2 separate regions of the Mus musculus genome follow, and region 2 is linked to region 1. A link is a loop called in an ENCODE intact Hi-C map of the cell type or tissue named here. Cell type or tissue: heart. All regions are shown on one strand.

The links. Hi-C counts contacts between places; a loop is a spot of excess contacts. Peaks named below come from ENCODE experiments on the same cell type or tissue, not always from the same donor. Only the 100,000 strongest peaks of a DNase experiment are listed, where the experiment ranks them.
Region 2: it touches region 1 in a loop (3-fold over the local background); 28 of 42 quality-filtered maps call a loop at or near these places.

The regions. Positions count from the first base shown.
Region 1 is chr10:91,081,488-91,083,987 of GRCm38, forward strand. Apaf1 (apoptotic peptidase activating factor 1) reads right to left here and starts at 1,256. Exons shown (of 27, transcript NM_009684.2): 1 at 696-1,256. Ikbip (IKBKB interacting protein) reads left to right here and starts at 1,552. Exons shown (of 3, transcript NM_026166.2): 1 at 1,552-1,809. The coding sequence starts at 1,640. In heart, no CTCF peak of the experiment used is centred here; a DNase peak (open chromatin) is centred at 1,464; H3K4me3 peaks cover 2,207 bases; H3K27ac peaks cover 1,988 bases.
Region 2 is chr10:91,140,289-91,142,788 of GRCm38, forward strand. No RefSeq gene overlaps it. Among named protein-coding and RNA genes, the nearest start is that of Slc25a3, 18 kb to the left of the region's middle. In heart, a CTCF peak has its summit at 1,465 (motif pointing left); no DNase peak of the experiment used is centred here.

The sequences.
Region 1 (2,500 bases):
CTGGTCTACAGAGTGAGTTCCAGAACAGCCAGGGCTACACAGAGAAACCCTGTCTCCAAAAAAAAAAAAAAAAACAAAAACAAAAAACACTTTGACAACTAAGTTCCAATTTTCTCTAGCCTTACTGAACTCATATACATAAATTATATATATATATATAATATTTTTTTTGTTTTGGTTTTTTTTTTTTTTTTTTTTTTTTTTTTTTTTTGGTTTTTCGAGACAGGGTTTCTCTGTATAGCCCTGGCTGTCCTGGAACTCACTTTGTAGACCAGACTGGCCTCGAACTCAGAAATCCACCTGCCTCTGCCTCCCGAGTGCTAGGATTAAAGGCGTGCACCACCATGCCCAGCCATAAATTATATAAATTTTAAACAACTTTTTTCAAACTTTACACAAACTGGAATACTATGGGCAAATTCCCAGGGCCACAACCTCTTTGTGGCCACAACAAAACAGAAAGCCAAAACTGGTCCGAGATACAGACCACAATATAAAGGCTAAGTCTATCCAGGAAAACAGTAATAGTGGTCTACTTCCTCCTTAGATAATTTCTCTTCCTGGTACAAGAGCAGGAGGATGATTACCAAACATCCCGCGTCCCCTGATCTTTCAGTCCCTGGGAGCTACAACAGAACTTGCAAAGAGCCTGCCCAGAGGAGCTTGGGGAGGTGAGACCGAGGCAGTAAACTTACCCAAGCCTTTGCACCGGAGTTGTGCTGGGAAGAGCAGCCGGGGGAGGGTCACTGATGATAATCGAAAGAAAGCAGCCCAGGGAGGGTCACTTATGAGACTAGATTGCCAGAAAGCAGCCGGGGCTCCCGCCTGGCTTCCGGCGACCCCGCGCCCCGGGCAGGTCCTGACACCTCCCTGGGTATCAGCTGCTCGGGGCGCAGGGTGGATGCCCGGGATCTCCAAGCGGCGTCGAGGGGTGGTCACCTCGGTGGGCTTGCCTCGGGCCGCACCAGGGGAGGGTACCGGGACCCAGGGCACAAAAGCACGGCCACTCCAGTCGCCGCTTCACCCCTCTGGCGGGAGCTGCCCGGGCGGGAAGCGGACGCCGCTCGGAAAGCCGCTGCGACTGTCTCAGATCGTCGCCGGTGGCTGATGGCACACACCCCTCGCTGCCGACCCCCACACACCCCTCTCACACCCTTCCGCGAGCGGAGTGAGACGTCTGCTCCTCTAGCTGCCTCCTGGTCTCTGCCTCAGGACCGCGGAGCACTCAAACACCGCTGGGCCCGCCCAGTCCACACAGCGCGCGCCCGGGCACGCAAATTCACTCGCCCAGGGCCCGCCGCCGCGGCCGCGCGCGCGCGCCCCGCCCGGCGCGTGACCGCAAGCCCTGGTTGAGCGTTCTCGCATGCGCGGTGGGGTGGGGCTAAGCCGCGGGCTCGCGCCCAGCTAGACGTGGCACTCTCGGCCCCGCCCCCTCTACGCGCCTCTCCGCAACCTGCGCGCACCCGCGAGCTTGGGTCTCCCGCAGACTCAGTCGGGTAGCGGAATCCAGAGGCGGGGCCAGCCGCTTGAGGGCGGGGCACAGCCTTGGTGGGCGTGGCCTTCCGAAGCTGCTCTGCAGCCACGTCCCACGGCCCCCCTCCAAAGCCATCCTGGCTTCAAGATCTTCAGGGATCCAGACATGTCCGAAGTGAAGAGCCGAAAGAAGCCGGGGCCCAAAGTGGCTGCTCCTGAGCCCGAGAAGCGGAGTGATGGCAGGAAAAACCCCGAGGCGCGGGGGGACGCGGGCTGGGCGGACCCCCGCACTGGGCTCAGCCTGCTGTCTCTGGCGATGACCCTGGGCCTGGCCTGGTAAGTGTGCGATGCTGCAGGCCGTGGGTCGGGCCTCGCGTGGGCGCCTAGCACCTCGAGCCAACCCACTCTCGCTTGAATACGCTCTTTTAACAATGTTCTGGTAGCATGCTCCTGTCGCTGCCCTCTAAAGTCTGGGAACATGTCACCCAGGACTCGGCCCACACTTTATTAAGCATCTACTACTGCACGTCACAAGTTTGCACATACCTAAAAACCACTACTTCCCGTCCACTCTGTAGCTTTGCGGATGAGTTTGCTCCACCCTCCACCAAAAATCGCACTCTTAAAATGTCTGCAGCCTAATAAAAAAAAGTTCGTTGTTGCTGAGCGATAAATGCTAATGAGACTTTCTCCTATTTAGAGCTGTGTGCCTACATTAAAACTATAGTCCTTTTTTAAAGATTTATTCTTGTTTATGTGTATGAGTGTCAGTGTATTTGTGCACGTGTGTGCAGGTGCGCGAGGATCCCGCAAGAGAGTGTCAAATCCAAGAAGCTGGAGTTACCAATGGTTGTAAGACACCAGACATGCATGTTCTTAACAGCTATAAAAGACTATATAGTCTTACTCCTAAATTACAAGTTGAACTGTATGTAACATTGTAAAGAATATGTTTTCCCTTAAGACTAAACATTCGTGTTTTCTTATTGTTGTTGTTTTAGTTTTTTGATACAGGGTTTCTCTGTGT
Region 2 (2,500 bases), 59 kb after region 1:
GGTTCCTGCAGACGGTTCAGGGGGTAAAAACATTTTGCCAGAAAGTTTGAATTTGCTATGTGGAACCCACATAAAGGTGGAGAGCTTGCTATCCAGATCCCACATCAAGGAAGAGAGAACCAGTTCAATAAAGTTGTCCTCTGCCCTCCACACACACGCAACCTTTGCACACACAATAATACTTTTCGAAAAGGAAAGAACTAGCCAGGAGGTGATGGTGCTCACCTTTAATTCCAGCACTCAGGAGGCAGAAGCAGGCCGATGTCTATGAGTTGGAGGCCAGCCTGGTGTACAGAGAGTTCCAGGACAGCCAGGGCTACACAGAGAAGCCCTGTCTTTTTTCTTTTTTTAAAGTATTTACTTATTTATTCATTTATTTATTATTATATGTAAGTACACTGTAGCTGTCTTCAGACACTCCAGAAGAGGGCATCAGATTTCATTATGGATGGTTGTAAGCCACCATGTGGTTTCTGGGATTTGAACTCAGGACCTTTGGAAGAGCAGTCGGTGCTCTTAACCGCTGAGCCATCTCACCAGCCCGAGAAGCCCTGTCTTAAGGAAAAACAAACAAAAAAGAAAAAAAAACCCACAATGCATGTGCATGCGAGGAACAACACATACACACACACACACACACACACACACACACACACGGCACCAGGTGGGCTGGCCATCTCTCTGGGCAAATTTGATAATGATTTTATATCTTGTCCGTTGCAAACGTGAAACCAAAGCCAAATGTTTCCCAGGTTTTCATGTGTACTGTCACAGGAACACTAGGGAAGCCACAGGCATTTGGGTCCCCTAATGGTGTCTATCCTAAGCAGACCACTCCTCTGCAGCTCAGGGCAGCACCCCTCCTCTTCCCAGTCAGCGTCTTCTCTTTTGGTTCTGTCCCTCCTCATCTCTCTCCAAGCCTAGCTGTGTTGTAGAGTTTTTATTATTATGAATAGAAACGATGTAATAAAAGGTTGTTTATTGAATATCAACTGACCTGTCCTGGATCTAGCTCTCTAGACCAGGCTGGCCTTGAACTCAAGAGATCCACCTGCCTCTGCTCCCCAGGTGTTGGGATTAGAGGCCAGCGCCATCACTGTCTGGCTCAACTGACTTTTATACTAATCTACCTGTGCGCCAACTTTACTCAGATGGCAGAAACCCAATAAAGCCTAATCAGTTTGGCTCTGTTGTTTGGTTCTGGTTCTGACACAGAACCCAGCTACACAGCCCAGCATGGCTGAGGCTTGCTATGGAGCCCAGGCTGAGGATCCGTTTGCCTTAGCCTCCCAAGAGCTGAGACTGCAAGCCTCATTCTTAATAGTACTTTTGACCTAGAACTTAATAAAAACAAAATTAACAGGAACTCAATTCCTTCTTACAACTGATAGGCCATATTTAACAAGGCTTCCCCTACAGTAACCAGACATTGCCTACTACACAGAGTTATATAGTGACACCTAGTGTACCCTTCTGGTAAAACCCTTCAGATCACATTTTTGGTGATTTTTCCTATATTTGACTGATCAGTGTATTTGTTTGAGATGGCGTCTTGCTATATTGTAGCTTAGGGTTGCCCCAACTCACAACCCTCTTGCCTAAGCGTCCCAAGTGCCAGAATTACAAGTGTCTGCCACTTAGCTCTATATTTTGTCTATTTTGAGACAGGATCTCACTCTGGTTGTCTTGGAACTTACTTATGTAGATCAGGCCAGCCATGAACTCACAGAAATCCCCCTGCCTCTGCCTCCCGAGCAAGTGCTGGAATTAGAAGCATGTGCTACCACAACTGGCGCCAGCAATACTTTGAAATTCTGATGTAGACACTCTAACCAATCAGTACTTAGGAATTCTGATTTTTTTAAGATTACGAGGCACTTTTTCCACGGATGAATAATGATGTTGAGAATCTTCCCATATGCTTCAGGGGTATTTGTGTACTTTCTTTGGGAAGATGTAGTCTCAGGTCACATTCAACAAATCTTTGTTACCCGGAGTGACCTTGAACTCTGGGTTCAAAGAACAGGTGAGACTACTGAAACTTGACCCTGGTGCCCAGCTCTTTGTTTAGTTTAAAAATTTTTTTTTTTTTTAAAGACTTATTTATTTATTATATGTAAGTACACTGTAGCTGTCTTCAGACACTCCAGAAGAGGGAGTCAGATCTTGTTACGGATGGTTGTGAGCCACCATGTGGTTGCTGGGATTTGAACTCTGGACCATCGGAAGAGCAGTCGGGTGCTCTAACCCACTGAGCCATCTCACCAGCCCTAGTTTAAAAAATTTTTTAAATGATTTGTCTCATATGCATTGATGTTTTGCCTGCATGTTGTGCCTTGAACATCTTGCCTGTGCAAGGGTGTCAGGTCCCCTGAAGCTGAGAGACAGTTGTTGCTGCCGCCTATGACCTTCTACTTTGGCTTTAAGAATGTGGAATTGTTGTTTTGGTTTGGAAATTAATACTCCCGCAGAGATGGTTGGCAGGATTCGACAGCCCATG